2 separate regions of the Homo sapiens genome follow, and region 1 is linked to region 2. A link is a contact called in ENCODE Hi-C or POLR2A ChIA-PET data. All regions are on one chromosome and are shown on one strand. Each heading gives the region's core, a stretch centred on a gene start or an enhancer-like site at or near the end of the contact. The rest is flanking DNA. Distances are from core to core; before and after follow the strand shown.

What was found. A loop is a pair of places that touch in the nucleus more often than their neighbours do. ChIA-PET counts read pairs that join two places held with the same protein, here RNA polymerase II (POLR2A). Pooled maps may share reads with other maps.
Region 1: a loop to region 2 is called in a map of endothelial cell of umbilical vein, with 2.2 times the contacts of the local background. The contact joins two enhancer-like sites. A Hi-C loop is called at or near these places in 4 of 168 maps with a recorded cell type or tissue (GM12878, aorta, endothelial cell of umbilical vein and 1 more), 15 of 37 single-sample maps with no recorded cell type and 15 of 50 pooled maps. POLR2A ChIA-PET finds 5 or more read pairs at or near these places in 9 of 52 experiments (B cell, BJ, Caco-2 and 5 more).

Annotation. Positions count from the first base shown.
Region 1 is chr18:44,817,392-44,821,428 of GRCh38, reverse strand. The region is part of intron 2 of SETBP1 (SET binding protein 1); the gene reads right to left. Among named protein-coding and RNA genes, the nearest start is that of SETBP1, 140 kb to the right of the region's middle. Within about 2 kb of position 2,713, at least 4 of the 41 ENCODE cell types and tissues checked have a DNase peak (open chromatin) inside an H3K27ac peak, as active enhancers do; they include B cell, where a contact is called at or near this core.
Region 2 is chr18:44,724,487-44,728,940 of GRCh38, reverse strand. All of the region lies in intron 2 of SETBP1 (SET binding protein 1), which reads right to left. Among named protein-coding and RNA genes, the nearest start is that of SETBP1, 46 kb to the right of the region's middle. RefSeq lists enhancers at 3,238-3,427, 3,558-3,607. Within about 2 kb of position 3,185, at least 21 of the 41 ENCODE cell types and tissues checked have a DNase peak (open chromatin) inside an H3K27ac peak, as active enhancers do; they include B cell, where a contact is called at or near this core.

The DNA of each region.
Region 1 (4,037 bases), core at 1,464-3,963, 93 kb before region 2:
CAGAGGTAGGGCCCCGCAAGGATGTATAGGGACACAGAAAGACAAAGAATGTCTGAGGAAATCCAGGAGACTGATGTGACCATAATGACAGATGCAAAAGGAAAGAGACGCACCAGCAAGAGCCTCAATTCCACCTTCCAGAGTTTGGATTTAATTCTGTAGAGGACAGGGAGCCAGTAGGGCCTGTTAAGCAATGCCTTTGCTGGAAGGTGGGCAGAGAAGGAGTTAACGTCCTGATTTCACGTATGAAAACAACAGTGGCACAAAGAGATTATGCCTGAGGCCACTCAGCAAGAGAGGTCTGGAACACAGGTCTTCCTACCCCCAACCTAGACTGCTTTCCACTAACCCATGCTGTTTCCAGAGTCAATACATCTTTGTGGGAAGCAATATATTTCTTTGGATATCCTGTGGGGAGCAAGATCCTTACCTGCCAATAAGGAACTGTAATCCTCTTACTTCAATGAAAGGAAATGTTACTTTGATGGCTCCCAAGCTACCAAGTATACATTTCTATCAAGTCACTTACCACAATGTCATTGTGACTCTTTATCCATCTTCCTTTTCCCACTAAATTGTGAGCTCCTTGAACTCAGAGACTACATCTTCAATCAGTCCATAAGACAAGTGTTAACTGAGCAATTTCCATGTGCCAGGCACTGTGCTAGACATGGAATATTTCCACCGTAAGTGATCAAGACATGATCTCTGCCCATTGTGGAACTGGAATCATTCCAACCCTGCATTCCCAGGAAGTGAGCACAGGATTGACATTTCAGAAAATTGTGTGGATGACGAAGTGAGGGAGCTAGTAGAGTTGCACTATTTTCCTCCAGTATGGAGGGTCTCTGAAGCTGTGCCCTGTGCCTGCACAGTTTGTAAAGGAGAAAAGAACCCCAGGTCTCAATCTTGGTCCCCATCCCCCACCCACCACCATTCAGAAATATAAGGCTTAGGACAGAGACATACACCAGGCTGGACCTCACAGTTCCCGCCCACATAGAGGACCAGCAGGTGCTAGATCTCTCAGCATTTGATGGCCAGGAAAGTACCCAGTCAAAAGCTACAAGAGTTAGGAAACAGATGATGTCTTCACTCCATTCTGGTGTCCTCCCCCAGAACATTTACACCTGCCAACCAACTGGTGTGATTGAAAAAATGAATGCCCTAAAACAGGGAGTTGACTAGGCTGTAGGTTCAGCACTGTGATTCCAAACCCAAATCCCAGCCATGTGACTGCCTGCCCGCCACGTGGCGCTCAGCTGGGTGGCTCCAAGCCCAGCCTGGGCTGCCCTGGTGAGGAATGTCCCCCTACTGAGCTGGCCAGAAAGGGCTGCCAGCAAGCGCTGCCACTCCTCATAACCAGCCAGTCTCCCAAAGCTGCCAGGACAGGCAAGCCTAGTACAACTTCCAGTTGTCTGTTCCTTCCACCATCAGCAATGATGACGTGTACAGCAAGGCAACTTTTTTTTTTGTAAAGAATGATCCTTCTTCGCCCTAACCTGGTTGTTGAGTCCTTACTTTTTGCTGCTGGTTTGGAGATCATTACAATTTGCCTTGTCTTCAAGAGGTGTCCATGTAGGTTACACGCAGTCCCAGTTCATATTGAAACAATCATTCTCAATGGAAATTGTTAGGGTCCAATTGTTGCCTGATTTTAACCTGAGGACAGGATTATCATGTAAGCCAAAGCAGACCAAGATAGTCAAGCCATGTGTGATCTCAGTGGGGGCACACAATTACACTTCCTTGTGGGGCTGTGAAAAGATGCTAAATATGCAGTCACAGGGCCTGGATGGGAGTTTCCTTCCTCTGCCCTGCATGGGACCATGAGCAGGCTGCTGACCTCTGAGGATCTAGTGTCCTCTGCTGTAATACAGGGGTACCCTCTGCCACCACTTCGGATCTTACGAAGATTAAGTGAGAGAAAAAGCTTCCATTTCCATGTGCACCTCCACCTACTTTCAAAAATGTTTTTGTGACAGTCTGCAAATGAAGGAAACATACACAGTAAGCCTTACCAGAGAAAGAAAACATCCAGTGATATACAGAGGGAGGATGAAAAGGATAGAATTATACCCACACTCTCTCAGCTGACAGAGTGACAGATAAACATTCAGAAGTTCTGATGAGAGAGAAAATGAATTTTGCGTGTATCTGGTGTCTGGTACTACTGCTCAAAAGGAAACCAGGTGATGGATTGCCCATCTCCAACCAAAGGTAGCATTTTGATTCTTATATATCTTTTGAAAAACAGCGTGACACATGTATCAAGAGGAAAAAGGGAAGTCTACTCCCACTCTCAAGTATCTGTCTGAATGAAACAATCTCAGAGAATAAAAAGCTACATAAAAAGCTGTGCAACTACTTCCAAAAGTAGTCCAATAATAGTAAACCATTAAAGTAAATGTGTGTGTATACACACACACACACAGACACACACACACACACACACACATTCAGTGAAATATTGTCCGGTAATTAGAATCACCAAGAAAACATGGGGAAATATTTGTAACCATGGTAAGCGAAAGCAAACTCAAAAGGATATGTAAGATGATGAGTGTATGGTAGCATGTTTTCACAGAGGGAGATGGTGGAAGGGCACTGGTTAACCGCTAAATATAATCGTGTTATGATGGTGAGGAGTGTGTGTGTGTGTGTGTGTGTGTGTGAGTGTGTGCGTGTCTTTTCTTTTCATAAAAAGAAATCTCAAATTGTTTTTATAAACTCTTTTGTGAAGATAAGTATCACAAATAGTAGTTCATGCCTTTTAGATCTCTGTAGACCTTTAACTTTGCATGAGGTAGGCAGGCATGATTTCAATCTTTTTAAAAGGTAGTTAATATGGATGGGGGATGGGAGTGGGAGTTAAGACATTAAACAAAGCCCACAGAAGACTCTGGTGACCTTGGCAGCCTTTGGCCACTATCCCACTGACCATGGTCACTGGTTTTAAACCCAAGGAGTTCCCATGTCAGAGTGGAAGGCACACTCCGCTGGGAGTCTTGGGTTCAATGCAGCCTGACCTTGGCCAATGTCACTGCCCGGCTGGGCCTCACTTCCTCATCTGCAAAACAAGTTGGTTGAGATCAACGAACTCTGAAGTCCTTCTTTCTTTAAGGTTCGGTGATTTTATGATCCTCTAAATCTCGACATGAATAAATTCCTTTCTGCATGTGAAAAAACATGCAATGAAACATCTCTCCAATTAAAAAAAATGCTTCTCAAAAGGCAGCACAGACTAACAGAGAGTGCAGAATGTGGGGTTAGGCAGACGAAGTTTCGAATCCTGACTTGCAGCTTCCTGGATGTTTACTCTTTCAGAAAATTATTTAATCTCGCTGTAATAGAAGATTAAATGTGGTGATTTATGAAACTCAAGAGTGGTGCTGAGTGAGTAAAGACACCTGGTTAAAACAATGTTCAAGCCGTAAGTCAATTATATAGCAAAACACGTAAGTCTGGAAGCTTATATATGTCCAAAGACAGTAAGTGCCAGACTTTTTGAGACAGCTCTAATTTCCCATACTCTGGTTGCCCATTGTTCCCATAAGGACACACATGTTTTGATTTCAGTTTGGAAAGTGCAGTCATGGTGCACCTCATCGTTCAACAGAGACCCACGTTCCTCCTCAACCAAGAAGACTTTCTGATTTTGAAGAATGTTCGTAGTCCCCGCATTTTCCCTCCACAAGACAACACTCATGTGTGAAGCCTTTTTTTTTTTCTTTTTTTTTTTTTGAGATGGAGTCTCGCACTGTCACCTGGGTTGGAGTGCAATGGCAGGATCTCAGCTCACTGCAAGCTCTGCCTCCCGGGTTCAAGAGATTCTCCTGTCTCAGTCTCCCGATTAGCTGGGATTACAGGTGCCTGCCACCACGCCCAGCTAATTCTTTGTATTTTTAGTAGAGATGGGGTTTCACTGTGTTGGCCAGGCTGGTCTCAAACTCCTGACCTGGTGATTTGCCTGCCTCGGCCTCCCAAAGTGCTGGGATTACAGGGGTGAGCCACCTCTTGAAGCTCTTTACTGGGCT
Region 2 (4,454 bases), core at 1,936-4,435:
ACTAGTTAGTTCTTAGCTGCATTCTTCCCACTGCCTAGTTCTTACCTCTGCTCCCAACCACCTTTGGCATCATTCATTCAAATGGATCTACTTGCATTTCTTCTAGTCAAGTCTATCATTTCATCACCCATGCCTCTGCATATGCCATTATTTCTTCCTGGAATGCCTGTTCTCCTTCTTCCTCTAGCTGACTCCTCTTGTTCCTCAAAACTTGCTCCAAGACTACCTTCCCTCCATCCCAGAGCTTTCTCTCCCTGCCCCCAATAGGATTTGGAGGATTATACTTTCTGTTCATTGAATTTGATACATTATTTTATAATTACCATTTTATTTGCCTATCTGACTCAAGCTTGTCTGATTCTTAAAGGCAAATGACATGTCTTATTTGATTTTATATTCTTAATGATGAGTACAATGACTACCTTAGAATCCACACTCATCCACTGTTAACTGAATGAACAAATGGTCCCTATGGAACATCAGTAACAGGTACCCAAACACACTTAAATTTGATTACCTGCACTTGAAACAAAACAGTGACTTTTTCCCGAGACCCGCATGCCTTGTGTAGTTTTTAATAGATTGCAAATAAACTTAGCACAGGGAGACGTGATCATGTCCAGGGAAATGATCAGCTCTGAGAACCACCAGTCTCTGACAGTGAATAACTGCTAAATCTCCAGAAGGTTTCTACTTCTGCCTGTCTCTTGATTGTCCTGCTCTCTGGAATAAATCAGACAGTACAATACAGGAATTTGAATAAAGTAGCCAAACTGTGCAAAAGTGATCACAATGGAGTAGAAGTGCATTATTCTGTCTCTCAGAATTAGCATATTTCTAAGTAGTGAGTCTTAAATGAGAGAAGACTTTGCTTTTCTTCCTGAGATAGCCTTCATTAATTCTTCAGAGTGAACCTAATAAGTGACGGTAGAGCAAACAGGGGATAAATGGTACGTGTAAGGACCTCCCCTCAAATTCAGTCTCTTTTTTTTATTGGATACAATTGCTCTGGGTTTAATTTGGGTTCTGAGCAAAGTGTCACTAACTCTCTAGCACAGCTTCTGTGTTTGAGGGTTAGATAAGACCAAGAAGTGGGGGCTATAAGAAGAATTACTTGTTGGATTACTTTGACCCAACAAGGGAAGCAGCATCTCAGCCCAGAAGTGTTCAACAATAGAAAGGCCACCCACAAAGCACCAAGGAGATTGGCTAAATGTCTGTGAGGAAACTCAGGATAATTCTCTTTCACCTTCGAGAATCTGATTTTATGATGGTGGTAGAGATTTCATATTTAAGGTGTTTTGAGAGCTTGGTGAAGACACAGTAGGGGTTGCGTAAATGATTGTTGTTCCTTTGAGGTTGAAGGGAACATTCTGGACATCTCAAACCATTCAGTTGGCAACTTACTACAGGGCTCATACATAGACAGTGTCCACCTACTGTCCATCCCCCCACACTGAAAAGTGATGCTGGCCACTCACTGAAAAGGCTGCCGTGAAAGCAGCAAGTTTAGAATGTCATCTGAATGCGTCTTTGTGAACCACAGGAAGATAGGCATTCAGCAACAAATCCTTAAGATGCTTTCAAATGAGAAGGAAGGCCCTGCCTCAAGACAGGAACCTCTGCAGATATCACTTATCCTAATCTCTCACCCCAAAGTGAGAGACAGAAATAAGGACACTGACAGTAAAACCTTAAGAGTTTGTTTTATTTGGGTATCAACACACACACACACACACACACACACACACACAGTGATCAAATATTTCAGTCAAATGCATGCAACTCATCCAGAGAGCTCAAACACTGAGTTATCCAAATGTTCCAATGCTAGTTACCCAAACGAACATTATGGAAAAGGACTTCAGAGAGAAGAGTCTGAACAGCAAAACTGAAACATGTTTATAGTGTTAAAAAAAATAAAAAGCTGTCCACCTCTTTTATTTTGCATTTGGATAATGCTTTAAACTTTCCAGGATCCTCTGATAACCACTCCACCCTCACGATGGTAAGATCAATGGCAAATGGATTTATCTCCCCAGTTGATCCCAGAATGAAAAACAGAAACAGAGTGTGTGCACAACTGACACACAATAATCTAGCCAGCCCTTTCATCTTGGGCTCTTCTCCACGTATTATTACAAAAACAAATTATGTAACGAAGCACACAGTTGTGTGGCTTGAGGCATTTATTAAAAATAGGGCCTTTATGAAGTCTTTGTGTACTTTACATATTTAATAAACTTCAAGTTCATGTCACTTAGAATCAAACACGTGATGAAATTTGAAAGTAATATTATTACAGTTTATGACTTCTAATCTGCAAATGGGAGGCGGTCCTATATAGCTTTGTGTTTAAGAATATGAACTTTGAAATCAGACTAACTGGACTTCAAACACTACCTCTTTTATATACTCTCTAGATGTCATTTGGCAAGTTATTCAACCTCCCCATGCCAGTTAACTCATCAGCAAAATGAGAACAGTAAGATTTACCTCTTAAGAGTTTTGGGGAGGATTACATATACATTTGCAGGTAGTAGGCTTAGATTGGTGCCTCCCATACAGAACTCAAGAGATAAGTATTATTATTTGATTATTCATAATCTCTTTCAATGATTGCCAGCTTTAGTTACTACAACAAAACAAAGTCCCTACCTTCCTTGAAAAGAATGTATTATGTATCTAGAACTGTTGGAATGAAAATCAAGAAGGCTTGAAATGTCACTTACAAGCTATGTGTAACAACTCACATGAGTTAGTTGTTAAAGTTTAAAAATTATGTAAGGGTTTCATGAAGCTTTAGGAATGGTCCCTGAATTGGTGGAAAGGAAATTCCCTTCTGAACTTAAAAGTCAAAAAACTTCAGAGGGAAGGAATCTTTTAGAGATCTACTCAAGGTCATATGAAAGTTCTTGGTTCTAATTCCATCCAGGCCACCAGAGAGCCAGGAGATGCCCATCCCCTTTGAAGCTTCTCATGCCTCCCTCCCCACCCCTGGCCACTATTACCACCCTACACCCTTTTCTAACCATAGATTTCTAAGTAAAAAAGGAAATTGTCTAAAACTGAAACTGCCTTAGTCTATTATTGGCTTTGGTGGCTGTGGGAAGAAAACGGAGTTGGAGGGGGGAGGTATGTTGATGAAAATAATCTGAGTCATCACTTCCTGGAAGAGGTGACAGCACACCCAGAGCCGCTGGGAAGTCAGGGGGCCGAGGGGGAGGAGGTCCCAGCTCTGCCACAACCTCACATAGCACCGGGAGGATGTCCCTTAACTTCTGTGGGTTCCTATTGGCAAAATGACCCTAAAGGCCTTCCCAGCTATATGCCCCTATAATTCAGGAAAGGTCCTGGTGAATAAACCATCAGTGCTATTCACTGTCAGCCTAGAAAACAAAATGAACCTGTGCTCCTAAAATATGAAAGCCGAATCTTTCAAGCAAGGGCAGGCTGGTTATGGTTGAGTCAAGACATAACTGCTTTGTTTCCTAACTACTTCCCCAAACCCAGACTCTGCCCCTCCACACACACCCCCCAACCCAGTTTTGCTACACAATTCCTTGGACAGTACAGGTAACTCATTAAGAACAGAGGCCCTGGGATAGCCAGACTTAGTGCAGGAATCACTTTATAGTCTCTCTTAGATGTGAAATTATATGAAATTATTCCCCAAACTGTGAGCAGATACAGATGATTACCAGATTTAGATGTTGAAAAGAAAAGAACAATAACAGCATCAAGATGGGAGTCTCACGTGTTGCAATCACCTGCTTATGTGTCTCCCTAGCCTTGGGAGAGAAAACTGGCCCCTTTTACATTTATCTGATGGTAACTCTATGGGCAGCTACTAAACCCTCCTTTGAAAGTAAACCCCCATTGCCAGTGACCATGTGCTAAATGAGTGAGTGAAGAAATGAATGCTGTGCATCCCAAATTAGGAAGCAAGGAAGGAGGGCACATTCATACAGCTCCTTGAACTCTGCACACACTTTGGCTTCTTGCAGTAATTTAATAATATTCTTGCTCATTCATATTCTTTCTTTCCACTTCCAGCCCCACCCCCACTCATTATGTAGTCTGACTGAATACCACTCAAAATATTTTCTCAATTAGAGGAGAAAACAGGAATTTGCCACTTGTCTGCCTCTATTCTGCTGCCTGTCAGCCTTCAGCAAATATTTCAATCCTGGGCCTTTGCCTGCTGCTAACCCCTGTCCTTTAACCCTTGACCCTGTCCTCTTCAAATCCTCTAGGCTTTACCTTCTCATCCTCCCAGCCCAGACACTCCACTCCAGGGCTGGTGTCACAGGCTACTATGTTTAACCACAAGAGGTACAGTGATGCCCCTAAAGCAATCAGAACAAGAGCTGTGCTTCTGAGATTTGCTTATCTGATCAAAAGATGCTCAGAAAAATTAACATATCACAGTGGATGAGAGACAATCTGTAAAC